Regions from separate parts of the Homo sapiens genome. Here region 1 is linked to region 2. Evidence: chromatin loops called from intact Hi-C (ENCODE). Cell type or tissue: heart left ventricle. All regions are shown on one strand. Links, peaks and the distances in the headings refer to the core of each region. The heading gives the core; the rest is flanking DNA.

What was found. Hi-C counts contacts between places; a loop is a spot of excess contacts. Peaks named below come from ENCODE experiments on the same cell type or tissue, not always from the same donor. Only the 100,000 strongest peaks of a DNase experiment are listed, where the experiment ranks them.
Region 1: it touches region 2 in a loop (5-fold over the local background); 39 of 110 quality-filtered maps call a loop at or near these places.

What each region holds. Positions count from the first base shown.
Region 1 is chr5:126,475,937-126,492,101 of GRCh38, forward strand. GRAMD2B (GRAM domain containing 2B) reads left to right here. Exons shown (of 14, transcript NM_023927.4): 6 at 1,756-1,851; 7 at 4,520-4,591; 8 at 4,691-4,771; 9 at 7,527-7,638; 10 at 8,466-8,588; 11 at 9,750-9,837; 12 at 10,937-11,041; 13 at 12,863-12,956. Among named protein-coding and RNA genes, the nearest start is that of GRAMD2B, 61 kb to the left of the region's middle. In heart left ventricle, for the core only: no CTCF peak of the experiment used is centred there; no DNase peak of the experiment used is centred there.
Region 2 is chr5:126,345,335-126,361,554 of GRCh38, forward strand. The region is part of intron 1 of LOC124901056 (a long non-coding RNA gene); the gene reads right to left. It also overlaps a transcript of GRAMD2B not described here. Among named protein-coding and RNA genes, the nearest start is that of GRAMD2B, 70 kb to the right of the region's middle. RefSeq lists an enhancer at 14,099-15,298. In heart left ventricle, for the core only: CTCF peaks have their summits at 8,754 (motif pointing right) and 8,955; no DNase peak of the experiment used is centred there; H3K4me3 peaks cover 352 bases; H3K27ac peaks cover 882 bases.

The sequences.
Region 1 (16,165 bases), core at 7,915-15,914, 130 kb after region 2:
CTTCTCTACTTAAAATACAAAATCAGCCAGGCATGGTGGTACATGCCTGTAATCCCAGCTACTAGGGAGGCTGAGGCAGGAGAATCACTTGAACCCAGTGGGTGGAGGTTGCGGTGAGCCGAGATCGTGCCACTGCACTCCAGCCCAGGCAACAAGAACGAAACTCCATCTCAAAAAAAGAAAAAAATTAGCTGGGTGTGGTGGCGCATGCCTGTAATCCCAGCTACTCAGGAGGCTGAGGCAGGAGAATCACTTGAACCTGGGAGAAGGAGGTTGCCGTGAGCCAAGATTGCACCATTGCACTCCAGCCTGGGCAACAAGAGCAAAACTCTGTCTCAAAAAAAAAAGCTCATTTGCTTCCTTCAAGCTGGCAGTACTTACATAAAGCCCATCTCTTTGAGAATATGTGAGGCATTTTCAAGAAGTAGATGTTCAAGTGAGTGTGAGTTCCTAGGGAAGGGGGAAGTCAGATCATTTTACCATGGCTGTGCGTGACTCTATTTTCAGGGATTGAAGTGATGTGATCCATTTTCCTTTGAGATCAAACTTGGTTGGAGAGGTATAACATAAATTATCATGAACTTCTCTGTTCTTTGTGCCATTTGATACATTCTTATAGCACATTGTATTGAAAAGAACCCACATTTGGAATCAGATTGGCTTGAATTCCATCTTTGTAACTTCTTATGTAGGACATGCACCTCTCTAAATAAATTTCTTTATTTCTCATAATATTGACTATGTATGATCATAATTAAATTAAATTCTATCTGGTAAATAGGTATCAATAATGGTAGCTTCTATAGTTACTGTTGTTGTTATTCTTTGTTGAACCAGAAAAGTATTTAGAATTCTTTTATGTCACCCATCCTGATTTCATGAAACAAGTGAGGAGGCGAATGAAATTTTTATTCAACACTGGGCATTTTGCATATATTATCTCACTTAATCCACAGAAAATCCTGAGAAGCAGACGAGGCTATCTCCAATTTATAAATCAAAAAACTGAGGCCTAGAACGGATAGCTTACAAGGGGGAGTAGGTCATGTAGATACAGGTTGAGAATCCCCTATCCAAAATGCTTGGGACCAGAAGTGTTTTGGATTTCAGATTTTTGCAATATCTGCCAACATATAACTGGCTGAGCATTCCTAATCCAAAAATCCAAAATCTGAAATGCTCCAATGAGCATTTCCTTTGACCATCAATATCAGCATTCAAAAACTTTTAGATTTTGGAATAGTTTGGATTTATGATTTTCAGATTAAGGATGCTCAACCTGTAGTAACAGAACTGAGCCAAGAATTCAGGTCCCAGATTTTCTATCCAGTGATGGTCCTATTATACCAGTGCTTTTTAACATGCACCTAGAGACAGAGGAGAGTAGGGCATGTGGAAGTTAGCCCAAAGTGGATGACCACAAGCTTGAAATTTCTTTAGAGCCTTGTGCTTATCTTTAAAATGAATACATATTTTGCATTCTATTTCCATGTCTGAAGATAAACGTTTCCCACCAAGATCTTCAGTCCAATTGATGATTAAGATTTATCCTCTGGCTTAGTAAGCCCCACTTTGAGGAGCTCAGTGATACATCCCTGCCACTCTGTAAGACTGGCTTTTTTTCATGGAGGCTGGAGAGCTTGCTGCTGGTTTTGATTTCTGTTTACCTTTTTTTTCTTTTTTCCTTAAATGTGAAGATTTGAAGTGCTGTTCTGTCAAGTCTGAACTGGCATTAACTTGCTGATTCTGTTTCAGATCTCTATTCCAGCTTTCTCGGTAACCCTAATAAAGAAAACCAAAACTGCTCTTCTAGTGCCAAACGCCCTGATCATAGCAACAGTCACAGACAGGGTGAGTATGCAGCCGAGCGAGGGCATCTTTGCTTTGTCCTCCTGCTCTGGGCTCTGCTGCCTAAGGGGTCTCTTGCCAAGGACCAAGACTCCAAACCATAAATATCATCTCCTGTGGTGAATCAGGAAAATTCCATAAGACTAATTTTAAAAATTATAGCCTGTAGACATTCATGTAGTGCTGTTTCCCTTCACAAAGTGATTTATTCTCATAGAAGTGTTGCCAATTTTGAATTTCCTGCTGACTTAATTATACTTGCCTGACCAAGGTCAAAAAAATAAAATTCTTTCTCAACTTCTGCTAGGTCAGGCTAAACTGATACATTCAGTTCCTTTAATAATAGTCTTAAAGGGAAAAAAAAAAAAAAAAAAAGGAGGTCAGGCCTTTAATTCCAGCACTTTGGGAGGCTGAGGGCTGAGGTGGGAGAATTGCTTGAGCCCAGGAGTTGGGAACCAGCCTGGGCAACATGGTGAAACCCCGTCTCTACAAAAAATATAAAAATTAGCCAGGTGTGGTGGTATGTGCCTGTGATCCCAGCTACTTGGGAAGCTGAGGTAGGAGAATCACTTGAGCCCAGGAGGTAAAGGCTGCAGTGAGCCATGATTGTGCCACTGCACTCCAGCCTGGGCAACAGAGAAAGACCCTGTCTCAAAGAAAAAGAAAAAGGACAAGGCCAGGCATGGGGGCTCACACCTGTAATCCCAGCACTTTGGGAGGCCCAAATGGGCAGATCGCTTGAGTCCAGGAGTTCAAGACTAACCTGCGCAACATGGTGAAACCCTCTGTCTTCAAAAAATACAAAAATTAGCCGGGTTTGGTGGCACACACCTGTGGTCTCAGCTACTGGGGAGGCTGAGGTGGGAGGATTGCTTGAGCCTGGGAGACAGAGGTTGCAGTGAGCTGAGATCGAGCACCACTGCACTCCAGCCTGGGTGACAAAGCGAGACCCTGTCTCAAAAAAGTAATAAATATATATAAAGAACAAGAACAACAAAACCACCACCTTACTGACAGGGTGAGGCAGGCAGGTTGATAGTGAGGAGTTCCTGGTGTGGGGGTGGCCAGCCTCCCCATAACCTCAATCAATACCTCCCTAGAGCCATTCCAGATAAATAAAACTTGCACCTGCTCTGCAACTGCAGGTACAGGATCAGTTTTTAGACCTGCTTTACTAACAGCTTGCCTAAACTACCTTCTATATAGAAATTCCAGAGCTGAATTGACTATTGGGCTACCACAGACATGCACAATCAGAAAAATTTACATTAAAGTGGTGTCTATTTCAGCTTGGCAAGAAAGAGGGAGTGGAGTGGTCTGGTTACTTTTCACATGAATTTTTTTAATCTTTCATGAATTATTTCTATGAAAGCATAAACTCTACATTCTATAGATTTCATTTCTCCTTTTTCCTTTTTTATTTTTTCTTTTTTCAATAGAGATGGGGTCTTGCTATGTTGCCAAGAGCTGGTCTCAAATTCCTGGGCTCAAGTGATCCTCTTACCTCAGCCTCCCAAAGTGCTGGGATGACAGGCATGAACCACCATGACTGGCTATAGATTTCCTTTCTAACCATACTAGAAAACTTGTAGAGAGGAGAAGAAAGAAGGAAAGATAAAAGAGACCATTCTGATAAGCTAGAAAATATGTTAATATCTATTTGGGGATTTTTTAGAAATACTAATAGCCAACAGGCATCAGTATTTCCTCCTTGTCAGGCCATGCACTAATGCTTTTTTTATATTTTCTTGCTACCACCCTGTAATGGATAACTGTTATTAAGAAAACTGAAAGTTAGAGGGGTTAAGCAATTTTCCCAATGTCACCCACTTAGTAAGTGTAAGAGCCAGAATTTGCAACTGGATCTGCCTGATGCCAGAACCCACAATATTAATTACTTTGGAATATAGTACTTGCTCGGAAATAATTCAAGTTCCCTCATTGGTGAATGAGAAGGATAATCACAAACTCATGGAAAGGAGGTCTGAAAACATTCTATGGCATAAATAGATGGAAAAAAAGTAAATTTTTATATTTTCTGAACATATTGTTTATGGTAAAATCATTTTTCCTCATGTCATTTGTCTTCACATGATTTGTCTAGCTTTGATTTTACTCCTTTCCCATGGCTCACTTATAAGTCTCCACTAGAAAATCTCCATATTTGTACAAGGAAGAATCTGGAAGTGGCAAGAAAGAGAGCTAGCCTATTAGAGCCACTGGGAAGTTTTCAGTGGAAATCTAGGTCAGAGCAGAGAAGGCGGACCCTCGGGAATTGTTAAATACCCTTAAAAACAAAAACAGAGGGAGAGAGATTTTAAAGGGGATCTAGTGAATGTCACCAGCCTTTTCTTAATGTCCAGGCCTTTTCTTCTCTGGGCTTGTTTGAGGCACCAGTGACAGGCTTTTGGAGCCTTCATTTTGCCCTACATGTATTTATTACTCTTAAATTGGGTTTGAAGATTTTGTTGCTTTTATGGGAGAATGTTTGCTTTATTACAGGAATGGAATAAAAATGGAATGTTTGAGTGAGAGGAATGAGAATATAGATCAAAGAGAGGTCCATGTTGTTTGAAAATGCAAAAGCTGTATACAGATACTTTTCTGAACTCTCAACTCTCACTTCTCATCCGGCAATATCTATTCATAATTATCCTGTTTTGTTTTTCAGTACATATTTGTCTCCTTACTCTCCAGAGATTCAACTTACAAACTACTAAAATCTGTGTGTGGACACTTAGAAGTGAGTATGATGTCCCTGAGCCTCAATTACTGTCTCTCTTCTGTATTTCTTATGGTTTCATAGTTAATCTGGCTTTTCGTTTTGTTCCAATAATTTCAGAATACAAGTGTTGGTAACAGTCCCAATCCATCTTCTGCTGAAAACAGTTTCCGAGCAGACCGCCCTTCATCTCTGCCTCTGGTAAGTTGCCCACATAACTATCTAAATGCAAAAGAAAGGGAATATGTCCCACAATTACACTTGTGCTTACACCATGACCAGGGTGTGGGAAGAGCTTAGGACCAAAATATTTGAGGTACAGTTGAAGAAACAGGGCATATCTTCCTTGAAGAAGAGGAAACCATAGTAGCCATAAACTTTTTCCAAGTAATTGAAGAGTTGTCCTGCAAAAAGAAAGAAACACCTAGTAGACTATCTTGGTGAGTTACTGGTCAGTGAATGCATTCATAAAATCTTGCTCTGTTTGCTTGTCAATATTGGCTTAGAGGGATTCACAAATCTATTTGAGGTAGGACTGAATCATCCCACAAATCCTTAAATGTCTTCTGTGTTCAAGGCACCATGCTAGTGCACACTGTAGGATACCAGGAAAAATTAAAACTAATTTATGCCTTCAGAGACTTCACAACTTAGAAGAGAAATGAATATGCTCAGAATTAACTGTAAAAAAAAAAAAAAAGAAAGAAAGAAAGAAAGAAAGAAAGAAAGAAAGAAAGAAAGAAAAGAAAAAAAAAGAAAGCTATAATGCCCAAGTGACAGGTAAAGATTGATTCATTCCCTTAGACTTTGTAAACCGTAGAGTAAATCTCCAGTGGGAAGTAGCTCCCTCTGTGTAAGATTTGTACCCATAATGGTTATAATGTTTTCCCAAGAGAGTTCCAACCATACCATTCAAATGATTATAAATATTCTACATTAGTGAAGCAATATGAGCCCATGGTTTCAACAACTCCCACAAATCTTTTTTTTGAGAACAGTTTAAAAGTAATGGGATTGAAAGCGTTTTCACACAAACACTTGTACAAGAATGTTAATAGCATTATTCATCATAGCCAAAAGGTGGGGAAAACCCTAATGTCCATCAACTGATTAATGGATTTTTTAAATGTGGTATACCTATACAATGGGATATTATTCAACCATAAAAAGGAAATTAAGGGCCAGGCGCAGTGGCTCACGCCTGTAATCCCAGCACTTTGGGAGGCCGAGGCGGGTGGATCACAAGGTCAGGAGTTCGAGACCAGCCTGGCCAACATATTGAAACCCTGTCTCTGCTAAAAAATACAAAAAATTAGCCAGGCCTGGTGACGCATGCCTGTAATCCCAGCTACTCAGGAGGCCGAGGCAGGAGAATTGCTTGAACCTGGGAGGTGGAGGTTGCAGTGAGCCGAGATCACGCCGCTGTACTCCAGCCTGGGAGACAGTGCAATGAGACTCCATCTCAAAAAAAAAAAAAAAAGGGGAGATGAAGTACTGATACCTGCTACAATATAGCAATATAGATGGACCTTGAAAGCAGTATGCTAAGTGAAAGAACCCAGACTCAAAAGGCTACATACTGTATGATTCCCTTTATATGAAATATCTTGAACAGGAAAATCCATAGGCACAGAAAGTCAACTAGTGGTTGCCAGAGAATGGGGTGAGGGAGAAATTGAGAGTGACTGCTAATGGGTATGGGCTTTCTTTGGGGGTTGATGGAAATATTCCAGAACAAGATTGTAGCCATGGCTGTACAACATTGTGAATATTCTAAACACCACTGAATTGTATACTTTTAAATGGTGGATTTTATGTTACCTGAATTTTATCTCAATTTCTTAAAAATCTACCTTGAAAAACAGTGGTGGGAAGCAGTACAGAATATAATGTAACACACTTGATTTGGAATCCAAGAAACCTGGTTTTAAATCTGGGCTCCACCCAGCTATGTTATAGCATCAGGCAAGCTTTAACTGCTTTGACTCAGTTTCTTCATCCATTAAAATGCCAGCTTCATGATGTGGCTGTGAAGATTAAATGCAATCATGTATGTAAGGAGCTTTGCATACTGCCTGATATGAGATAGGCATTCAAGAAATCATTACATTGAAGAAATTTTCAATTTTCCTTCTCCTATAAATCCTTGTATGAAATCGAAATGAGTGTTGAGATGAACAAAAGACAGCTAGTTCAAGGTGAAAGGTTGGTAATTTGCTTACAAGATGAGTCTCTTCTTCATTTGGCAGCTGACTAAATTGTTAAAAGCTCAGCCTAATTGTACCTTTGCCAGGACATTTTAATGACACCATTTGTCTCTTCAGTTCTTAAGCACTTTGGGGAACCAGTAGAATACAAAGTAGAATGTCTGTGCTTTTTACCTTACTCCTACATCATCTTTCTAAAATTTAAATGTACTATCACTAACCCTGTTTTGATTTAGTTGAGGGGAGAAAAAAAGCTTAAACTTTACTTTCAGGGTCTAATTGGCTAAAGCCACTTTTCCTTTTCTGTTTCCAATACTTTTTTAAAAAAATTATAAGTTAGTAATATCTTTCTCTCTGTCTACATATTTGAACTTGGATTTAAAGCTTTCTATTTTTTTCTCTTATATATGTCTGTAGTAATCAGGTTTTCTCATTACGAAGTGCTAATGAAACCTTCAGCTTCACACTGGAAGCTTCTCAATTATTGGCATTCTGGGTGTTTTCCTAGACATTTGTTGTTTCGAACGAGTTGGCCAGTGTTTGTTGACAGAATTTTAACTGCCTGAAAAATCTGTTTCAGTAACCAGATACTCAGTCATCTGTTGGGAAAATCCCAGTCGTATGGAGTAATCCTTCCTTCTATTCTATGTTTTATAGGTCAGGCCTAGGTGAAAGGGCTGGGAGTTACAAAGGCCTGCCTGTTTACTAAGGGAATATCAGCCTGTCTTCATTTCACTGTTTCCTTTCAGGATTTCAATGATGAATTCTCAGATCTGGATGGAGTGGTTCAACAAAGAAGGCAAGACATGGAAGGATATAGCAGTTCTGGTTCTCAAACTCCTGAATCTGAGAACTCTCGAGGTTTGGGAAATTGTTGTATTTTGACTAAAATTTAATTCCCCTCAAAACATCCTCACCCCACCCCCTTAAAAAAAAAAAGAAAAGAAAAGAAAGAAAAAAACCCACATTGTCTTCCTAGTTAAAAATCAGGAATGGAATCTGGAGAAAGGATGCCTTGAGAGTTGGAGGGAAAAGAATTGCCTATGTGGTAAAAATTCATTTGCTTTTATGCACATTTAACAGAGGTCTTTTAAATAGACCTAACGTTGGGGTGGTTGAGAGAAAAAAACATACAATTTTGTTTTTGTTTTTGTTTTTGAGGCTGGAGTGCAATGGCACAATCTCGGCTCCTGCAACCTCCACCCCCCGGGTTCAAGCAATTCTCCTGTCTCAGCCTCCTGAGTAGCTGGGATTACAGGCATGCGCCATCAAGCCCGGCTAATTTTTGTTATTTTTAGTAGAGACGGGGTTTCACCATGTTGGTCAGGCTGGTCTCAAACTCCTGACCTCGTGATCCACCCACTTTGGCCTCCCAAAGTGCTGGGATTACAGGCGTGAGCCACCGCACCGGCCTATTTTCTTCCCTCTTATTTCAATAATATTTTTAATTGTTACAGCTGAATTATCCATGTGAGTTGGTTGGAAAATGAAAGACTATCCTTATATCACTTTATTACTTATTTGCTTAAGCATTCAATTTCAGCCCCAGCCACCACAACTAACTTGTGAGACCATCCATTCACATTCTTGACCATTATGCATGTTAAGGGATTGATTTACTTGGAGATTAATCCTGTTTTTAAATACATTGGAGAGAACACTTACCCAGCTCTGTTTTGGCTTAGTAGATTTCCATGCGACAGAATCCCAAACAGTTCTGAATGTCTCCAAGGGAGAAGCAAAGCCAACTCGGGCAGATGCCCATGTGAACAGAGTACCTGAAGGAAAAGCCAAGAGTCTCCCTGTACAGGGTAAGGAATGGATGTCTCAGGGGGGTGGGTTTAGAAGGATTGGAGATGTCTGTTTGTAACTTTTTTTTTTTTTTTAGACAGCATCTTGCTCTATCACCCAGGCTGCTGTAGTGCAATAACATGATCTTGGCTCACTGCAACCTCTGCCTCTTGGATTCAAGCGATTCTCGTACCTCAGCCTCCTGAGTAGCTGGGATTACAGACGCATGCCACAATGCCTAGCTAATTTTTGTATTTTTAGTAGAGACAGGGTTTCACCATTTTGGTCAGGCTAGTCTCGAACTCCTGACCTCTAGTGATCCACCCGCCTCAGCCTCCCAAAATGCTGAGATTATAGGCTTGAGCCACCATGCCCGGCCTATTTGTAACTGGGTTTCACCTTATGACTGCTTTTCATATTCCCTTTCCTCCCTTTGTATTATAGGTCTTTGCATATTAATTCACTTATTCTTTTAGCAAACAGTACCCAGTTCCGTGCTTACAGTGGGGGATACAAAAGTGAATAGCCTTCATGGAGGTCACTTCATGATTCTGAATACATGAGATTATCTTTCAAAAATTTCTGTTACTGTAACCCCAGCACTTTGGGAGTCTGCGGTGGGAGGATTGCTTGAGTCCAAGGAGTTCAAGACCAGCCTGGGCAACATAGTGAGACCCTATCTCTACAAAAAAGTTAAAAATCAGCTGGGTGTGGTACATGTTTGTAGTTCCAGCTACTTGGGAGGCTGAGGCAGGAGGATTGCTTGAGCCCAGGAGGTCAAGGCTGCAATGAGCTGTGATCACGCCACTGTCACCTGGGCAACAGAGTGAGACTATCTCAAAAAAATAAAAAATTTTCCAGTAAAACTCAAATTTCTTATTTACTAATTATTCTAATAACTAGCTATACTGGTAAGGGAGCAAGGATATTGTTATATTGTCCATCATTGATTCCAGTACAATGCTTGACACAAAGAAGGCTGTGGATAGGTATGTAATCAATGGAATGTGTTGGAAGGAATTGTAACCACTGGTTAAAATGACAACTGGGAGACTTGATATTTTCTCTGATTTCTTTTACCTGGGAACAATTACCTCTCTCAAGTACCCCATAGGGATATTGCTGGATAAAAGAAGTGTGTTATGGTTTTAAACAGTTGTTTTTTGTTTTCCTCCCAACAGGTCTGTCAGAAACTGTTGGAATCTTACATAAAGTCAAGTCTCAGAAATGTCCGATGCTTCACCATATTCTTATATTCTATGCAATTGTGTAAGTACATGAATTTACTGTGAGTGACTAAGAAAATGATTCCATTCGCTAAAGGAATAATCTCTTCACACTGCCAAGACCTACTGTAAATCTCAATTGTCTGAAATGTGACCTACATCTTTACTTTGACAATTTCTGTCTCCTACTTCAGGTTTTTTTCCTTAGGCTTAGGTCACATTTTCATGGTTGTGCCAAACCCTGCAGAGGACTAAGTTCTGAGTGGGTACCATTAGTTGGGAAATTGCTCTGTGAATTATGAAGCATCTTTACCCTTGTTATTTTTTTTACCTTATTTTTTTAATTGACATATAATCATTGTAGGTATTTATGGACTACATAGTGATGTTTTGATACATATAATGTATACTGATCAGATCCGGGTAATTAGCATATCCATCACCCTTATCATCTCTTTGTGTTGAGAACATTCAATATCCTTCTTTTAGCTATTTGAAACTCTATCATTGTTAACTTTAGTCATTCTACAGTGATATTCAACACCAGAACCTATTCCTTCTATCTAGCTATAATTTTGTTTTGCCATCTGTCCCATGTCCCCTGAACAGGGGCCAACACAACTTGAAAATGTTGTCCTCATCCCCTTTACCAAAAATGTAGGCATAGACTTTTTTAACTTCTAGCGTGTAACCAATTGTTCTTCTGAAAATAGCCTGACCCAGTTCTAGGCTGTTCCTCCCAACCAAGGAAAATATGCCCAGTCTGGTTTCCAGATAAAGGAGGGAGTCACCAGAGAACATGGCTAAGATCTGCCCAGGCTCTTCTGGCAGAGGACGGTAGTACCGCAGGGAGGAGGAACACTGGCTTGGTACTCCAACTTGGGTCTGGCTCTGACCAGTGCTATTAGAAGGGCCATTATTTGCAAATTAAGGGACTTGGGCTAGAGGATTTTAAGTCTCTTCTAGCTGTAAGTTTTATAACAAGCATCAGCCTGTTTAAAAAGGATGTTTTTAAAATCTTTTTACCAAGTTATTTTGGAAAATACCTTGCCTCGGGTGTACCACATTGGCACTGAGTTGTTTTATGAACATCAGATCCTGGCCGTTAACCTAACGAAAGTTTCTCTTTCATCCGTTTCCAGTGTCTGTGCACTAATCATCTCGACCTTCTACATGAGATACAGAATTAATACTCTGGAGGAGCAGCTGGGGTTACTAACCTCCATTGTGGACACCCATAATACTGAGTAAGACGATTGCCTCTAGCTGTCATCTGCTTGCCATTCTGCTTAATATAATAATTGACCTGAACTTAGCATCCTTCTTAGTAAACATTAATTGGAGATACATTCTGTATGTGACATTTTGTTAAGTGTATATGTGGAAAGTAAAAAGGTAGGAGGGTCTAGAAATGAATGACCTAACCCTGTACTATTTTGGAGTTGTGGTAATGTTGCTAGTAATAAGGCAAGAAACAAGCCTAATTTTACATTATCTTGCTCGAATATGCTAAGATGCAGTTGTGACCTTGCCCCATTTATTAAACTACACAAGTTTACCTTAGTAAAATGGCAATAAATCAAGACACTCAGAGAAAGAAGCAATTCAAGAAACTCAGCACATTTTATCATGTATAACTTTTTATATTAACTCACTTATTTGCAAAACTCTTGACCACTGTCAAGATCAATGTGACTAGTAATTAATTGAATGTGTCTGTGAAGATTTTCCATCAGTCTTTTTTTTAACATGCCTGGCCTAATTAAACCTTTTCAGACATAGAGCTCTTTTCTTTAAACCTATTTACAAGAAGCTTTTGACACATTGCCTAAAAAGTGAAATAATTTATGCCATGTTAGAAAGTGTACATTTAGCCCAAGTTTTTGAAGTAGAGATATTTCCTGACAGAGTATTCACCACATGCTGAAGGCTCTATTAGAATGGATACATACACATACAAATACAGATGATTTTTCCTCATTATATTTTCACCATAACCTTAGAATAGAACTGTTCCCATTTTACAGATGAAGAAACTGAGACTCAGAGTAATAATTAGTTTAATGTCTTACAGTTTGCAGATTCAGCTGCAGGTCTATATAACTACAAAGACCATGGGCTCCTCAGTCTACCAGTGGCTCTCAAATTTTAATTTGCATCAGAATTATCTAGAATTGTTTAAACAGATTTCAGGGCTCATCTCCAGAGTGCCTGATATAGTAGGTCTGGGATGAGGCCTGAGAATTTGCATTTCCAGCAAGTTCCCAGGTGGTGCTGATGGCAATGGTCTGAGCTCTATACTTTGAGAAATACTGTGTTATACCATTCTAGGACCTTTCTTTACTCCATAGGAATTACCTTTAGGTGGCTTACATGTATGCAGGCATACAGGTTATTTTTGACCCATAAATATACACTTGAACTAATAAAATACAAAAGCCTAATAAACAGTTTGGTATGGATTCATACTCTGCCCTTAGTTTCTCCCATCTTGTTCAAAAAGTTAATATTGGCATAGAGATAAGAAGTGACTCCAGGCCAGGCACAGTGGCTCACGCCTGATTATGAGACAAGGGCAATTATAGTTGTATGATAAATCTCAAAGAAGAAACTACAAAAGTCTCGTGTTTCAAGGGACATTTGATTAACTAGATAAGGACATTCCTAAACTTGTAAAGTTCTAGTATAAATAGCTCAAAAGTACAATAATTCTTGTAAGTTTATGCTCTGGTGGAGACAGAAAGGATATTAGGGGTTAATAAAAGGGTTCTAAGAAACCACGTGCTTGAAAATAATTGCCTGATTTTTGTTTAGAAGCCGAAACACACCATATCCACTTAAACAAAAATAGCTTAAGAGATTTCCCGCTGAGCTTTTAAGAATTAGTTCCCTAAACATCTAGCCTGGAGTTGCGGATTACTGCAGGGCTTTGTCTAATATTAACAAATGAAATGTTCATTCTCTTCTATTATAAACCAATTTTCTGTTCAAATAAATTTTAAATGTGTTCATTCCACTTCTTTCCTTGTCATCCCTGCCCATAATAATTTTTCTCTTTTTTCTTACAGACAGGCAGCACCATCTGGCCTGAGGTCACAAGTACAATTCAATGTGGAGGTTCTCTGTCAAGAGCTTACAGCTAACATAGTGAAATTAGAAAAGGTGACCTATTTCTTTCCTGTGTATGGGGGCAGTCACAGTAGTGCCTGTTGGTTGCCCTAGGTCAGGTCAGGGATTACACACTCAGACGCCGTTAGTGTGCCGCAATAAACCTACATGATCAACCCTGGCTAGGGGCTTTTTATAGTAAATGTGGAAGAATATTTTTTATTTCCACAAAGAAATAGGTCTTAATCTCATTTTCCTTGAAATACATAGTCTTGTAGGTCTTTTGTTCTTCCTCCTTGATTAGACATATTACTTAATAGCACAGGGCCCAGTGGTAAGTGACTACTGACATCGGAGCTTAATGTAGGGACATAGTAGGGAGTGAACTGGAGACCAACCACTGGCTTGGCCAGAAAGTACAGCCCCAACTCCACCAAGGCTGACTGTTCCCATAGGTAAAATATTGCATGTAAGTCCTATTAGAACCATGGAAGATAGACGTCATTGTTCCCTATCTGATAGGGGAAGAATCAAGAGTTTCAAATTAGCTTGCTGAAGGTGACACACCTAGAAAGGCAGCAGACGTGAGTCTGCTGAGAGAGCATTAGAAGAAAAATACATAAATAAAGTCAGCAGATCTGGAACCTGAACCAGGCCTGTCTGACTGCAAAGTTGTGCTTAGAAGCTCTCTGCTTTACTGTTCCTCAGAATTCAGCTTTAGGCTTTGTTGATAAGGCCACAGATGTACCTTTACCTCAAAGTATCTACAGTCCAAACAACGCTAGGGCAAAACTGTCCTTAGCCTGTGGCATTCTTAGAAGGCAGCAGGAGGGTGAGCTGGAGAAGAAGATAGGCATGCCAGAAATATCCCAGAAATAAACCTGATTTACATGTCTTATTTTCTTCTCCTTTATCTGATAACTACTTTGTTTTTACCCTAATCCTTCAGGAAAGGCTTAGAGAGAATTCAGTGTTCAATTACAACTGCTGTCACAAACGCCCAGTATCTGGTAGCTTTACATCATAGTACAGTTATGCTTACTTGGGAAGACATATTTCTTCATATTAAATACAAATTAGTAAAATTTCATATTAAATACAAATGAATAAAATTATCTTTGTTTTCCTACACTCAGTGTTAGTTAGTATTTAACAGCTAAAGTATTAAGAGCAAAGGAGTTTCCAAACTTATGTTCTAAACCAAGTCAGGTCAGAGAATTCATATTAAATCATTCTATTTATGGGCAAATGTAGAAAGTTCTTTACATCGAGAATCAACCTAGAGAAGGTATGAGTTAGCTTTCTTCCTTTCTAAAACATTAGTTTCTGAGAATTGAAGATAAACGATTTTTTTTAATGAAATGCTTACAAATGTTTGGCTTTCATGCAACCCAGAGAATGAAGTGGTATTAATTTTCAATTTTGTTCACTCTTACATACCAGTGATATTCTTTGGATTAGAAACACATGGGATCCTGCCGCCTTCTTTTGTGTTTCTTCCCACTCTCCCGCTGGGCCTGGCCGGGACACCACATTCTGTAACCAGGGAACTGAAAACAGAAGAGCTTGTTCACAGCAGGCAAACAGCCTCAGGTCTTGTGCAGGGTTCAGACAGCTTAGCAGGGAGGCCGGGGAGGTTTACAGGAGCACCAGTGGAGACTACCTTTGTCTCAAAGCAGAAACTGATTCAGTAAAAAGTGGATTTGGGGTCAAAATGCGCGTGTTGATGTTCTAAAAAGTTAGAAGTTGCACACATTGCTCAAAAGAATCTAAGTATTAAAAAAGAGGTACCAGGCCACACCCGTGCTCTTTTTGATTCATCTGCACCTTTCCTCAGAGGCAGCTGGGCACTAGCGCAGCACAGCCTGCCGGTGAAATAGCAGCTCCATGCTGTTGAAGGTCTTATACTCCATACCAGCAATTCCTTCTTCTCACCTTCGGGGGCCGGTGATGTCTAAGCCTCATGATCTTTCTCTGCTTATAACTTCCCTATTTCTGTTCATGGCATCACTGCTCTTTCAGTCATCCTCATTGGAAATCTAAGAATAATTTTTAACTCCCTCTTTCCACCTGCCACTGGTTGACTAGTTGGCAAATCCAGTGAAGTCTGTCTTCAAATGTCTCCTCAAAGTTTCTTCCCACAGGTACCATCCTAGTCCATTCAGCCTTCCCACTACCAGTCAGATAGTGTGAAGCTGGATCTCATTGTGGTTTTTGCTTGTATTTTCCTAATTATTACTGAGGCTGAACATCTCATATATTTACTGGCCATTTGGGTTTTCCTCTGTAAATTGCTTAATTCTCTCCTTTGTTTTAATTTTGGGTTTTGTGTGTGTGTCATCGTAGGTGTGTTTTGTGGATTTGGGATGTCAGTTCTTTGTTTTATTCCTTTTTCTACCTCCCACTCCTGTTTTTCCATTTATCTTTGGTCCTGAGGGATACATGAGGAAGAAACAAAGCAAGAAAGTTGGGGAAGAAAGCAATGTCTCTTACGGGAACTGAAGTAAACACTTATTTTCTTAGTTCTGGAAGTGGAATTAATGGTGGAACAGTATAGTAGAAAGAGCATAAATGTTGGAGTCAGGCCTTTGTTCTTATCCCTGCTCCACTGCTTACTACCCACATAACTCATCCTGCTACTTCAGCTCCCTGGCCCTTGGTTTCATGTGTAAAGCCTGTCTTTGTGTGGTGTTGTATGGCTCAGGAGCAGGCATGCCTTTGCTGGCACTTACATATCAGATCCCCTTCCTCCTCACTCACCTGAGAACACCCATAGGACATCACAGACTGTTCCTCTAAAAAACAATATGTTCTTTCTTTTCGTCTGCAAGGTTTCTACTCCCATCACAGGGCTGGTTGTTGAGAATTCCTTGCTCTGAATTCTTTTTTTTTTCCTTCTTTGTTTTTTTTCCCAAGACAGAGTCTTGCTCTGTCACCCAGGCTGGAGTGCAGTGCCGCAATCTTGGCTCACTGCAACCCCCACCTTCCAGGTTCAAGCAATTCTCCTGCCTCAGCCTCCCAAGTAGCTGGGATTACAGGCATCTGCCACCACACCCAGCTAATTTGTATATTTTTTAGTAGAGACAGAGTTTCACCATGTTGGCCAGGCTGGTCTGGAACTCCTGACCTCGTGATCTGCCCACTTCATCCTCCCAAAGTGCTGGGATTACAGGCACAAGCCACAGCACCCGGCTTCTATGAATTCTTACAAGTTCCTTTATTCAACGGTCATTTACTGAGAACATTTTTGATGTCCAACATCG
Region 2 (16,220 bases), core at 4,925-12,924:
GAGATACTCAGAAACATCAAGGTCCAGAAGAGCTCAAACCTCTGCTAAGTCAAGTAAAAGGGAAGATACTGCTTTGGAGGACAGATACTAGTTCCCTCTTTTCTCCCAGAGCCTCAAAGTGGTGTGTATCTCAGTCAGAGGTCTTCACTGTGTCTTTATGGAGCAGTGAGGAGGAAATGATGTTTGGCACTCCTGAGAGATTTTCAGAAGACCACTCAGTAAGACCGTGGCAGATGAGAAAAAAAAGTTTTCCCACTTATGATAGCTACACTTCATTTTCTCCATCACAGGAATTGATCCTGGGTGCCACTACCAGATGACACAGCAACACAGGTTTTTTTTTTTTTTAAGAAAACAATGTGAGAAAGCAAAATATCTTCACAAGGGTCTTCATTGTCCTCAGGATACTCCAGGCCACACTAATCTCTTGGCTCTTGGAAGCACAGATTCAAGTTGAGTAGTTTTCAAGCCTGGCTCCATAGAACCCCTTTAGGGAGTGAGAAGAGCCAGAAGGAACCCTGCCATTCTACCTCAACTTCCCCAGAAAAGCTCTAAATGTATCTTCTTAAAGGAGCCCATGATTTTAATACATAGACATTTTTAAACAACCTAGGCTAATCCTAACCCTTTAAGAATGAAGAAATGGAAGCAAAGAGAATCAAAGAAAAGTACAGGGTGAAACAATGACGGTGGAAATCAATATCTAAAGCAGGCAGCCAGAGCCCAGGGTCTAAAGAGGAGAAGGACATGTTTACCTAGGACCCAAAAGGATGGGTGCTTACAAGAGGTGGTTCCTCAAAAGTACATCATACAAACCCCTCAAGATGGACTTTAATATTGATTCCCTCTTTGAAATGCACCTCATTTTCTCATAATAGATAGCAGTACAACTATTGATCTTTCATCATAAATACATTTATCTTCCTACAAATTAACCTTAGTCATTCTTTTTCTTCTCTTTCAATTCCAAACTCTTTTCCTTGGCTATCTCTTCAACCCTCAACCCTTCTATAGGATTTTATTCTGAATTGGTAAAGTCAGTTTGGTCCCACACAATTACATGTAAATTGTATTATCCAACAGTATCAGTTCAATCTTACATCTGTGGCCAGTGTTGTTTTATGAAATTGGAATGAAATACTTCAAATATATATTAATATTTAAATGTATATTTTAAGGAAAAAAGTACTTGAAATACTACAAGAGTTAATACAAGACTTGGTTCCCTTCATAGGCTGATTCAATGAAACTAGATGATAAAAGGAATCGTATAGTTGGGAGGGTCCTTAATGGATCATGTAAGCCTCTACCACCTTCATAGAGCAACATTCTTAGACTCTACCAATGGGATCAACTTGAAAGGCATCCAGAGATAAGTTTTAAAACACCCTTAAAATTGTTCCCCAGCCATCTCTTCTCAGTTCAATAATTCCATTTCTACATTCTATCATATTTTTATTTTCCATTTATCTTTTGATTATTTTCTGTACTCCTCTTGATTCTGCATATCCCACTTACCTTGAAGTGCCAGACTATTTACTAGGTTTTAAAAATGGTCTGAATATAAAAGACTTTTTCTAAGCCCTTACATACTGCTTTTTTGAGACAGTCTACTCTGTTGCCCAGGCTACAGTGCAGTGGCATGATCTCAGCTCACTGCAACCTCTGCCTCCCAGGCTCAAGCAATTCTCACACCTCAGCCTCCCGAGTAGCTGGGACTACAGTTATGTGCCACCATACCTGGCTAATTTTTGTATTTTTAGTAGAGATGGGACTTTGCCATGTTGGCCAGGGTGGTCTCAAATTCCTGGCCTCAAGTGATCTACTGGCCTCAGATTCCCAGGGTGCTGGGAATACAGGCGTGAGCCACCACGCCCTGCCCTATATTCTTAACTGGACATGTGAGTTGCTTTTCTCCAAAAATTACCCAAAAGTCTATTAGCAAATAAATATTACTATTAACATTTTAGTATACTACATATATTCTCAGCTTTTTCTGTGCAGATACAGATTTAGAATATTATTGCTCATGTTTTTGTAAACTTATTCAACAACATATTTTGGAAATCTTTCTGGGTTGTTAAAATAGGTCAACATTGTTTTCATGCTTTTATACTAACCCATTATATGCCTACAACAGCATTTAGATCCAGGATAGATTCTGCCTTCCAAGTTGTTCATCTTTAGTCTCATTCAGGGTGTTCTTGATTGTTCTAGTAATTTCCTAACCGATCTCCTTGTTTGCTTTTCCCTCTATAAGCCATTATCCAAATGGTTGCTGATCTTACCTTTCTAAAACACAGGGAGGATCACATTTCTCCCTTTTCACAATTCTTCCACTGCTCTTTAGGTTAAGATCCAAATTCCTTCCCAGGGCATTCAACATCCTCCAAAATCTAGCTCTAGCTTGGATGACAATAAGGTCTCACTCTGTCACTCAGGCTGAAGTGCTGTGCCACAATCTCAGCTCAATGCAGCCTCAACCTCCCAGGCTCAAGTGATCTTCCCACCTCAGCCTCCCAAGTAGCTGGGACTACAGGTACATGCCACCATGCCCAACTAATTTTTGTATTTTTAGTAGAGATGGGGTTTCACCATGTTGCCCAGACTGGTCTTGAACTCCTGGCCTGAAGCCATCTGCCTGCCTCAGTCTCCCAAAGTGCTAGGATTAAAGGCATGAGCCACCACCGTTCCTGGCCCAGCCTCCCCTTCTTCTCTAAATCCTAACATCCCAGAGTCCTCACCACTCTCTGGCCCCTCCATGGAAATCCAAGCTTCATCCCTCCCCCCTTGCTTTTCATATTTCCTGTAATGTCCTTTCCCCGCATCGTCTGACAAATTCCCACTCAGCTTTTAAGATTTTCTTCTCTGTAGGCTTCCCTGCCACCAGTAGAGTTGCTTTCTCTGTGTGTAACACCATCCCTATATTTTTATGCAATGACATTTGCCATTGATTATAACCGTGTGCGCATATCCGTCCCTCCCACAATTCTGGGAGACCCATGCCTTTTCATCCCTAGTGTTCTGCATGGTGAATGGCACTCAACAAACGCTGAAGTGAATTCAATCTCTCAGCCCATGGACCACATTAACAACAAGATGAGATAAGGTATTTAGGTCAGCTTAAATTTTGTGTCCCAAAGATGAGCTCCATTTTCACCCATCACAATTGTGTCTCTGATAAGTCAGCAGAAATTGAAAATGCTAATCTTTCCTCCTCTAACTTCCAGATTGAGGGTAACATCCCAAATATGCAGGGAATAGCTTAAGGATAGCATCATTGACCCTATTTCAACTCTTTCTACTGATAGAAAAGAATGATGATTTCAGGTATCATGTCCTACCTTCTATTACAGTCTACAAACCTCCTGGCAGAGACACCAACTGTGAGAGCAGTCACTGCTGTATGGAAGATAATACGTCTGCCCAGTGCAGCCTCCTGGGCAGAGACAAATCTATTGGCTGTTTCAAGGCCACGAACATATAACATTTAAATGTGAATTTTGGCAAATATGAAATATTAATTTTTTTTACCAGTCTATATGACTTCCATTTTCCCACCCCCTTCTAAGAAATATACAATTTTCCTGCTGAAAACTTTTCTCCAAGTGATACCTCGTGACATAATCCTAGATGGTATTTCCGGGGAAAATAAAGAACATGTCTAGATAACATTGGCTTCAGTGATAGCAATGTTTAGCTTTCACTTTCCTCTTAAGTTTTCTTGGAAACAATGCCTTATACTGGTAGCTTTTTCTGGCTTAGTGGAGCATGAGGATTCTTTTTTCAATCAAATGCAGTCCTATAGCACTGCAGTGTTGATGGTGTTTTGCTTTGCTGTTTGTTGTTTTTGTTCTGTTGCTGATTGCCACTGATCTGTTGGATGTTTGACCCCTTATTGGTTTATTTGGAGACTGAAACCCAATAAAATCCAAATCAACACTACAATACAGTGGATGCAGAAAAAAAAAAAGTTGCCAGCCTAACAATGCTTTCCTTAACAAACCACTAGAGATACCCAGTCTCATATTTCACTTGAAAGTCAATGAGAAGAACCATTTGTTCTGTATTGTCCTACTCCTTAATGAGCTTAACAAAGAAGTAGAGAAGTGCTCAAATCAGCGTACAGCTCAATAAACTTTCACAAAGCAAGCCTACCAAAGCAACCAGTGCTCAGACCATAATCAGCACACAAAAGCCCCATTTGTGCTCACTCCTCAAGATACCCCCCACCCAAAACAACCTCTATCCTGCTTTAACTAGAGATTAGTTTTGCCTGTTTTGAGCTTTACATAAATGGACTCGTTCAGTGTGTACTTTCATGTCGATTTATTTTCCATACATTATATGTGTGAGATCCATCTTTGTTTTTGCATGTGTCAATGATTTGTGCATTGTCATGGCTATATAGAATTTTTGTTTCAAGAGCATCTAAGCAAACAAGTATTCTGAGGAAAACGCTTTGAGATACATGGATCCCAGTGTTAGAATATAAAAGCTTTAATCAAAAGAGCAAAAAGTAAATAAGACCACCTCTGGAAACAGCCTGAAGTCAATTGTTAAGAAGCAGCTGTTTCAGGAGAGAAGTAGAATGGTAAAAAGCTCTATGGATATGTTAATTTGCCTGATTTGATCATTCTACAATGAATAAGTGTATCAAAACATCACATTGTCCCCCATGAATATGTACAATTATTATTTATCAAAAATACAACTAAAGAGAGCTCTCAGATAAATCAGAAAGGCCATCTTAGAAATACCCAGAACTGAGTCAGGGATCTTGGCTTAAAGGGAAATAAGACAGCCTTCCAAAAAGGTTTTGATTTAGGCTGTCTTTGTTCTCATCTCTTCAGCAAAACCTCTTTTTTGCCTCTCCAGTTCCGACTTTAGAGCCCTAACTGTTCTGAAGCCAATACCCCACTTAGGGATCAAGTTTTGCCACAGCTTTCCACACATTGTATATACATGACCTAACCATTCCTCATGGGAAAGAATATTAGCATTCTGTTGCTACCTCTTTAAAACACAATATCTTGGCTGGGCGCAGTGGCTCACGCCTGTAATCCCAGCACTTTGGGAGGCCGAGGCGGGCGGATCACGAGGTCAGGAGATCGAGACCATCCTGGCTAACACAGTGAAACCTGTCTCTACTAAAAATACAAAAAATTAGCTGGGCATGGTGGTGGGCACCTGTAGTCCCAGCTACTCGGGAGGCTGAGGCAGGAGAATGGCGTGAACCCAGGAGGCAGAGCTTGCAGTGAGCCGAGATCGTGCCACTGCACTCCAGCCTGGGTGACAGAGTGAGACTCTTTCAAAAAAAAAAAAAAATGATTTCTTGTATTATTATCAAAAGCTCTCCAGATTGAGGGTAACATCCCAAATATGCAGGGAATACCTTAAGGACAAAATTGTAAGTTTGATACTTTGTAAGTTTGATACTTCAGTGCTGCCACTTTATGAAACTTTCTAAGTTACTATTGTTACTAGCTAACTGATATTTAAGGCACTAACATTTTTACCAATATTTCATAATACTAGCACTGAAGAGAAGTTTTTATTCTGTTATGAAGATGTTAATTAAAGCAATTATCAAAATGGTCCCATAAACATTGAGACCATATTCTGAAAATATAATTACCCTTTATTGTTTTTCTCTTCCTTGAAAAAAAAAAGCCCAAATTCACAAAAAACTTTAGTTTCATAAAACTCATTTGAAGTACATTCAGTAGTTTTTTAAAAGATATTAGTTTCAGTGGCTCTGGAAAATATTCCAAGAATCTAAGCTTTTTCCTACATTCTTCTACTTACGTGAGATTAAGTCTATGATAGAGTTCAAGTGTCCTGGCTTTAAATATTTAACAGGAACAAGAGTAGAGGTGTTGGAATATTTACCAGGGTATTAGTAAGAGGAAGGAGTGGTTTGTCAGCACATGGTTATTTGAATTCTAGCTATAAATCCAAACCCAGATAAGAAGACACCAAAAGTTCATTTCATCAGCTACCAAGATACACTGAAAAATTTAAAGTGGTCATAAATTGTATTAGCTCCTCCCATCAAGAGATAGATTATTTCCCCACCATGTGAATCTAAGTTGGATGACTCATGACTGCTTGGACTGATAGAATAAGTCAGAAGTGATGTTATGTGACTTTTGAGCTTGAGCTTCAAGAAGCTTGCAATTTTGCTCTTGCCTTCTGGACTTGAGGCCTTCGTGTAAGAAAAGTGAGAGAGGCCACTGCAGGGAGAGACCAGGCGGAACACACTCTGAAGGCCCCAACAAACCTGTCTTAGTCCATTTGTGCTGCTATCACAGAATACCCAGACTGAGTATCAAGAACAGAAGTGTCTCAGTTCTGGAGGCTGGGAAGACAAAGATCAAGGGGCCAGCATCTGATGAGGGCTGCTCACTGCTTCCAAGATGGTGCTTTGGATAGTGCATCCCCAGAGAGGAGAAATGCTGTGTCCTCCCTTAGCAGAAGGACAAAGAGCAAGTCTACTCCCACAAGCTCTTCCTATAACAGCATTAATTCATCAGGGCTCAGCCAAACACATCCCAAAAGCCCCACCTCCCAGCACTGTTGCACTGGGGGTTAAGTTTCTAACACATGAATTTTGGGGGACACATTCAGACCATAGGACAACCTCCTGATAACAGTTAATTATTTGAATATACCCCCGGAAACAGCAGCAACATAACTGCCTAATTGAGCCCTGCTCAACTTCGTGAACAAATTGCCAATTTAAGCCACTACATTTGGGAGAGGTTTGTTATACAGCAAGAGATAACTGAGACCGAGCCCATTTCATTGGCTACCAAACACACCAAGTCAGTAAGGGAAATGTACTAGCATAGTTGGGGTTTTACTATCAGGTCTCCACCTTCAAATTTCTACAGCACTGCTCTGCCTAGTTTGGTCACAATTTATTTCCAATCAAGACAACTGTAGTTGACTCCTGGTTATCTGTTCCTGCCCCTATTTACTTCCCACATCAATCTAACGTCCACGTTATTCAAGTGGCTAGGATCCTAATTAACATTCTCCCTGCCGTCACTCTTCCGCTCAAGCCGTGGATAAAACCCTGTCCGTGGGATAAAACCCTGGGCCCAGTATTCATAACCTTCATAATGAGGCTTTGCCTGACTTACGAGAGGTAGAGGAGTATTTAACCATTGACCCCCAGACCCCACAGATCAAGGGTTATTCCCCTGACCTCTGGGCATGTGCCATGGCCTAGAAAGTTCCTTACAGCACCAAAAATCTAATTTCTTTATATTTTCTTTAGATTAATAAATTAATCTAATACCTGAGATATTAGATGAAGCACTTGAAGTGAGACAATCTCAGCTAAAAATAAGTGGAAGCCTGCAGAGAATTGTCCAGTATAGTCACAGCTGAAATCAGAGGGCCAGTCAAGCATTTGTGAATCCATGTGCCAGCTGTACCTGCTGCTCCCTGTCTGAGGTCATAACATCAATATCCATTTCCTTAGGAAGCCACAGAAAGTCTGATGTAAAAGGTCTCCTAGGAAGTGCACAGATATCCTGGACCTCCTAAGCTGTTTATGCAAACCCTGAACCTCCATAAATCATCTTTTCAAACAATGTTATCTCAGTTAAATTTATCCGTGGACTGTGTCTTCCCAGGAAAAACTTACAAGACAATCAGAAACATCTCCTCTAGAACCACCTGATATAGGATTATTTTGTAAGAGAACAACCCAAGGAGCCTCTATAACCCCAAGTGATCAAAACTTAAATCAATAAGAAATTGACATCGTGTGCTTCTTGATCTGATGCACTGAGAACAACACAAAGATTATCATTGTGGCGATCTTACCAAAGATACAAAACCTGAATTTAATCAGAAAGAAGCATCAGAAAACCCAAACTGAGGAATATTCTTAAAACAAACAAACAAACAAACAAAACTGTCCCGTACTCCTCAAATTTATTGACGGGGGAAAAAAAAAAAGACCAAGGAACTGTTTGATTGGAGAGACTAAGGAAACATGCTTATAAAATACAACATGGCCCCTGGGTTGGACTGCAGCCTAGAAAGACAGCTGAAAATTTTGAATAAGGCCTGTGTATGAAGTAGTATTGTGTCAGTGTTAGTTTTCTAATTTTGATTAATTGCATTATAGTTCGATCTGGATGAAATGATGAAGTAGCTCTTGTAAGAGTTCAAAATGAGAAGTTAAAAAGTTTAAGTTGTTAAAATCAGTGGATAGCAGATAATGAGCAATTGGAAGATGATACCTGAAATAGGCAGATTACAAATGACGTTTGTCATATTTAGTTGGATATTGGTTGACTTGAGCACTGATTTGCAACATGTGTTTGGGGCTATCCCACTACACCCCCAAGTTCACACTCACCTATTTTTACTTGAATATGTCACTTAATTCTTAGAGAAACTTCAGAATAGTGTTGCTCACAGTTCACTTTGATTTTACAATGTAAAATATACATATAAATATTTTTACAAGGGGAAAAGAAAGAGGGAATATCATACAAACAAAAAGCTAACTTCCAAAGAGATAGTTGAATTTCACAATCAATTAAAACAGAATCACCTGGGAAGCTTGTTAAAAAAAACTCTGATGCCCAAGTCTCACACCAAACCTATAAAATCAGAATGTATAGGTGTGGGGTATTTGTACAAGTTCTGTGCAATTGTGAGGCATACTAAGAAAGTTTGAGAACCACCATTTAAGAAAATAACTGGTCTCTAAATTAGGACTCATTATCCACTAGATGGTGCCAAGAATTCAAAGATGGAACTTTGTGGTACAATGTCTATTTTCCTTTGAGTATACAGTGTGTTCATTTTCCTTCTTATCCACTTTCTCTTCGACCTCTCCCCAACTTGTAGGAAAGGGTTACATCACACCAAAATAGATATTTTGTTCAGTATCAGTCTAGCAGCTTCTCCTTGGATTTTGGTTATAACAGACAGGCTCGTTCTGAAGGGATATTGAGAGGAAGTTGTGTGAGTACTCTTCCCTTAGCCTTTTACTTTCTCAGTGCAGATATTTAGAAGAGGAAAATCCACTGTAAGAGGTGGCCTCATTGGCAATGAGTGATTGGATAAGAAAGAATGGTCTGACCAGTTCCTAAAAGCCATATTTAGCCGTTTGTGGTTTTGATCCCTGTCCTTTCCCGGAAACAATGACTTCAAGAATGTACCACAACTATTTGGTATGTTATATCAGTTAAATAATAAGTCATATTATTAAATATCAGATTACTCTTAAGCTACCACTGCCTCAATGGAAAAGCATTTGACAATTTCTTAAACTGTTTTATCCTTTCTTTATCCTCAGGATTTTTGCAATTAAAAAATCCTGTGCAGATGATAATCTCATTTCAGTTTTTCTGATGAGTTTATGTGTTTGGAATCTGCTCCAAGGCATTGTGTTTATCCTCATGAATGTTTATTTTTAAATGTGTATCGAATAGAAATGGCTAGAAAGCCGAGCAAGACAAATAACATTTTATTAATCCTTGTCTTAGTCTCTTTGTGCTGCTATAACAAAGTACCTGAGACTGGGTAATTCATGAAAAAAAAAAAAAAAAAAAAATGTATTTTCTTACCATTCTCGAGGCTGGGAAAGATCGGGGCACTGGCTTCTGATGTGGGTTTTTTGGCCACACCCTCACACGGAAGGAGGAACAGGGGCAAACTAACTAAACAGTTCACGAAGCCTCTTTTATAAGGACCTTAATCCCACTAACAAGGGAGAAGCCCTCATGGCCTAATCATCTCTTAAAGGCCTCACCTGTTATCACACTGGCAACCTTTGAATTTTGGAGGGAACACATTCAAACCATAGCAGTCCTACAAATATCTATTGAGCAACAATATGTACCAGGCACTGTGATACACATTGGTGTAGGGACACAGGGTTGAACAAAGCAAAAAAATATAAGCTTTCATGAATTTGCATTCTAGCTGTGAGAAATGTACAGAGGAAAAAAATAGCAAGATAATGATAGAGTGACAACTCTTTTACTTCATAAAGCAGAGAGGTGTAATAGTTTCTGCACAAGCCAGGATTATTTTTGACATTGTAGTCAGGGGAGGCTCCCTGAGAAGGTGACATTTGAGTTGAAATTGAATGATGACAAGAAGAGCCAGAAAGGAAGCTATATAGTCAGTGGGCGGAGCAGGTGCAAAGATCCAGGGGTAGAAACAAGTGTGGTATATTGCAGATTAGGAAAAAAACCAATGAAAGGAAGCATGAGCTAAATGAGGCTGGAGATATGGGCAAAGACCTGAGCAGGGCCAGAGGTTGCAATTTAGTGAAATAGAAAATTAGGAGATTTTAAAGGGAAGAGTAACATGGTTTTTTTCTTATTTTTAAATTTTAAAATCATCCTGGATCCTGATTGTAGAGGTGATACAAGTGGGAAGAGAGCAATTGGAATACTGCTGCAATAGTCTAGATAACAGATGGCAGCTTGGACTAGTAATAGGAATACCAGTGGAGAGAAGCACTGAAATTCTGGATGTGTTCTGAAGGCACAGCTGATAAGATTTGTTGATGAACTGCACGTGGGGAACAAGGGCATGAGAGAAATCAACAACACCTAAATTGCTTTTACATCAACCAGGTGGATGAGGAAGCCCTTTACTGGTCTGTCCTTACACTGCTAATAAACACATAACCGAGGCTGGGTAATTTATAAAGGAAAGAGTTTTAATTGACTCACAGTTCCACACGGCTGGGGATGCCTCACAATCATTGTGGAAGGTGAATGAGGAACAAAGTAAAGTCTTACCCGGCGACAGGCAAGACAGTGTGTGCACGGGAACTCCCATTTATAAAACCATCAGATCTCGCGAGACTTATTCACTGCCACGAGAATGGCATGAGTGAAACAGCCACCAAGATTCAATTATCTCCACCTGGCCCTGCCCTTGATATGTGGGGATTATTACAATTCAATGTAAGATTTGGGTGGAGACACAGCCAAACCATATCAGAACAGTAAAATGAGACAAGAAAAATTCTGGAGGAGAGCTGTAAATAAAAATTCTACTTTGGTCACAGTAAGTTTGAGGTGTTTATTTAATAGGGAGAAGTAAGAGGGGAATTATAAGACTTGGACATCATCAGCATATAAATAGCATTTAAAGTCATAGGATGAATAATATTACTGAGAGAATGTGTCAATAGAGAAGAGTATCTAGGACTGATCCCACTGACTCTACATTGATGTTGTATTGTTACTCTCTCAATAAGCCTTCAGTGATTTTCCTTGTTTATTTATTTATTTGAGAAAGGGCTCACTCTGGTGCCCAGCCTAGAGTGCAATGGTGTGATCATAGCTCACTGCAGCCTTGAACTCCTGGGCTCAAGCAATCCTTCCACCTCAGCCTCCCAAGTAGCTGGGTCAGTGGTTATTTTTGTTTAAGTAATGTAGTTAAAATCGATATTGGTAAGGTGAGAATAATAATACTGCATACAGTTATTGCAAGGAGCAAATGAGGAATATGTAAAATATCTAACACATTGCCTGGCGGAGTAGGAAATCGATAAAATATGACCTTTTTTTCCCCTATTTCCTTCCTTGGTAAGAGTGGACTCTGCAGTAAATTGCAATAGAACTAAAATCTCTCTATTGGCTCAGATGTCTTTACACAGAGAAAGTCTTAAGAATCATCTGCCTCTGCATTTCCAAAAGGAGATTCTTCCTATAGGATATTAACAGTTTTCCATTTCTATCTGGTTGAGCCTGAGTTAATAAAGTTGAATAGATTTATTAAATGCAGACCTTCATAGAGACCTCTAAGGGACAAAAATTGTGTGCTGTATTTGCCAACTTCCACACAAGCTAGAGAAATTGTCCACAGACCACAATTTAGGAAAGCATTGATTTACTCCAAGCCCCTATTTTACATAAGAGAAAACTGAGGCCAAGGGAGATAAGGTAACTTGAGTAAAGTTCTACCACTAGTAAAGTGTTCTGACACCAAACTTGGAGCTCTTTTTTCTAGAATATTCCATCACTATGATGTCGCTTATTATTACTAACACTACCCCAACTTTCCAACAGCCTTTCCGTCTGAGTAGCCTACTTCAGCTCTTTTCCTAAAAGCTGAGTTTACGAGGCATCTATATGGGGCTTTCAGGTAGATAAGATGCCTAGAGAAAGCAGCCAAGTGCCTCTATTTGTCTGAAATAGAACCCCTGTGGTTTATGAAGAGTTGCCTACATAAGAATGACTTTGTTACATATTCATAATATGGAGTAAGAGATAGAGTTTTTCCTTTTTTTTGGAAAAAAAAAAGCACAAACTGAGTAATCAAACTGTTACCGTATTTATGGCCTCATCTCCAATAATACGTGGGACCTTGGATCCATTCACCTGAGGTAAAATCTCTGAACTTTCATTTGTCTGCCTGTTATTAAGAAAGGCAGTAAAATGGAAGTTAATATTTGCTAAACCTTTGACCTATAATGCAGTTTCTAAATCAGCAGAAAGTATCTTTGTAGAGTTAAGCAGGAAAGAGAAAAAACAGAGCTTTGCCAAGTGCCTTTTCTCATCACCATTTCGCAGAGAAGAAAACTGGATAACACAGGCAGTAAACCCTCAGCATGTCCAAGGGCCCTTAACATGTTAGGCAAAAGGCAAGATTGGAAGCCAGGTTTGTCTCACATTAAAGGTGTATTGCCCCTTCAGTGAAAAAACCTGGAGTGCAGTCATTAGAATGGTGAGAAGAAGGGCTTCCCATAGACCTGAGAAGAGTTGGGTGGTGAGTACTACTCTCAACTTTGCCTGGTGACCATGGAGGGAAGTGGAAGTACGGAAGGGGAAGTGGGAGATGAAGTGGGATTGTAGTGGCAACAGTTTGTAGGACTAACAATACAATTTTTAGATCTTTAATAGATGTCATCTACCCTACCCTAAAGCTACCTTTCCTATTCTCATGATAGCAGACCTCTAAAGCATATCAGACTTTGATCCCAGGAAGATCCACTGTATTGCCTAAGTTCATCCTGCTGACCTACTGAACCTGAAGACCCTCTCAAAATTACCCTCATTTAGCTCAAGTGGTTGGCAACAGTTAAAACATAATTGCCCCTGGAGCTATTATCATCTTACTGCATTAGTGATATGAATATAGGATCTGAAGCAGTTAGCTATTGCTGTGTAGAAATCCATCTCAAAACCTCAGTTGGAAACAATTATTTATTATTTTTTATGAGTCTACAGGTGTTCAGGTAGTTCTGTTGATCTACATCAGTTAGATTTTGGCTGGGCTCACTACTGTGTCTGTGGGGACTTGGCAGGTCACTGGGGAGCCGGGTGGTCTACGACAGCCTGAATGACTCAGCTCTGTGCCATGTGGTCTCATGTGGAGGATACCTCTAATTCAGTCGTGTAGTCATAGTGACCACAGGGAAGGAGTAGAAACCCACGAAGCTTCTTGAGGTCTAGACTCAGAACTGTCACAGTATCACTTCTGCCACATTTTATTAGCCAAAGCAAGTAACAAGACCAGTCCAAGTTAGAGTAGGTAGAAATTACAAAGCTATAAGGCAAAGGCTATGGATATATAGAGGCCATTAATGTAGCTGGGATTATCAATGCATTCAATCTAACACAACCTGAGGGCAAATTTTAATTGAAAGAATAGGAAAGGGGCTGGACGTAGTGGTTCACACCTGTAATCCCAGCACTTTGGGAGGCTGAGGTGGGCAGATTTCTTGAGGTCAGGAGTTCGAGACCAGCCTGGCCAACATGGCAAAACCCCATCTCTACTAAAAATACAAAAATTAGCCAGGTGTGGTGGTCCATGCCTGTAATTTCAGCTACTCGGGAGTCTGAGGCAGAGGTTGCAGTGAGCCGAGATTGTGCCACTGCACTCCAGCTAGGTGACAGAACAGGACTCCGTCTCAAAGAAAAAAAAAAGGAAGGAAAGGAAAGGATAGAGAATATAAGTTGTTTGCATTCTAAATAATCTCTTGCATAGATCTCTCTTGTTCTATTACCTAGTTTTGAACTCAAGCAAATTGTACTCTTCTTTCTCATTTGTAAATCTTTATCTTAGTATATCCTATGCAAGTAAATCATCTCCAAATGTACACTTTGTTTTGCAATGGTCTTAGATTAAAGTGAATTAAGTACCTAAAACTATTTAATTATTTGAGTTCAGCCAATCAGATTTTTGTCTGATACAGAGTGAAAAAAAAGAAAGAAAAACTTTAATGCCATTTCATTATTATTCTAATTAATGAGCAACTTTACTGTCTGCATTAGTGACACGGTAGAACAGCTAAAAAGAAGGAAGTTTGAGTAAGTTCAGCTTCTCTGTGAATTTGCTTTCCAGCATGACAGGTTTATCATCAGTAAATATTCATTGAGTCCCCACAGTGAGAAAAGAATCATGATGAGTATGACACAAAACATATTCTAAAGAGAAATATATATTCCGATTACAGAATGCACATATGAGACACGGGTGATAAGACATTGATCATGCCATTCAATAGTGAATATCAAAGTTGTGTTAGGTTTGTTTAATTTATGTAATGAATAGGCATGAACTTGTAGGACAACTGAGGACCATTTGGGGTGAATTATGGTAGAGCCTTTGAGGTAACACACAATCACTGTCTTCTAAAGTGAAGAAAGGCATCAGGATTGCGGAAAGACATACGTCATCATGAGTAAAGGGTCAGTGATGTGACTCCAAGTCAACATCAAGATAAGATGAAGCTCTTAAGGCAAAGACGTAACATTATCTTAAAGGTCACATTGAATGTTTCTGTGGTCATTTGCTTTCTCACACATGTGGGTTTCAAGTGCGGCTGGTGCCATCCCTCTGAGCAGACGCTGAAAGAGAAAACTTCTGAGATAGCACTTGTGAGCGAAAAGCACACCAACTGGCTCAAAGAGCTGTGGTTGGGCAGATCTGGTGTAAATACAAAGTTCCTTCCCGACATTTCCCAGAGTTTCTTGAAGATCACCTGGCCTCTAGAAGATGACAAGGAGACAGCAAGTCCTACAAGCAAAAAGGAGCATTCAGCAAACATTCCAAGCACAGCTTATGCCCTGGAAGAGTATGTTCCACGGGAGAGAAGTGAAGCCAGTGGGTCCGGACCTGGAACTGTAAGTGACAGGTCTCAGACCTGGAAAAACCATTTGGGAGTGGAGTGTGGCTTCTGTGGTTTAAAAGGCCTTTTTGGTATCTTAAGGACAGAGTGTCTCCACATGGAGAATGTCTTTGATTGCCCACTGGGGGAGTTTTCCTTGTTTATCATCAGGGTCTTGAGTAAAAGCAAGAATTATCCCACATACTGTAATGTCCTCAGAAACCCCTGATACAAGTACATTTTGCTTATAGGTGTATTGCACAAAACTGGAAGTTTGAGGTTTGTCATGTCACTCAAGCTGAAAGGGGAATTCAAGTGGAGACAGCAGTGAGCAATGCTAGGAGTGGCTTGAAAGATACAGTTGCAATCTAAGACTCTATGTGTTCGGGAGAACTCAGTATTTGCCATTTCAGCTCAGGAAAACTAGGATTATAAGATATTTGCATGAAGTCACACTTGCCATGTCAACTCTCTACATTTTGGTTTTAGGTTCCTTTTAACCTAGAAAGGTAGGTTTGGGTTTGGGTTAGGTTTTATGAGCTCCTTGTAAGCAGGCACTATGGGTTAGCTTTTTGGTTTTTTAGGTTTTGCTTTGCTTTTTACTTTAAATTTTGTACAACTGCTAGCAGAGTAACAAGTATATGTAGAGATATTTAATTTGTTTAAAAATTCCTCTATTATTCTGACTATAATTGCTTTAAAATCCCTCAAATAATCCTATCTTCAAAGAATAAATAATTGTATTGAAGGGTTGTTAGGCTTAGCCCAGAGCTAGGGCAATAAATAGAATGTCTTCAGAAAGACATGTGAAGGGTACACATAAACACTGTGAAGAAAAACACTGTCTGTGAGGCATGATGGGAACTGAAAACATAACATAAAATATAAATGGGTGGGAAGATTAGGATCTCTAGTTTCCTTTCAGACTGGGCTTTGGATTCTACAAACCTGCATTTGAATCCCAACTCTGCTGCCATTTAACTGAATGTGTTGACTAGGAAAAGAGACAGTTTCTCAAGTTTCAGTTTTCTTAATTCCGAAATGGTAAAAAAAAAAAAAAAAAAAATTCTGTTTCCTAGCATTGCTAAGAGGATTGAGTAAGTTTCTATAT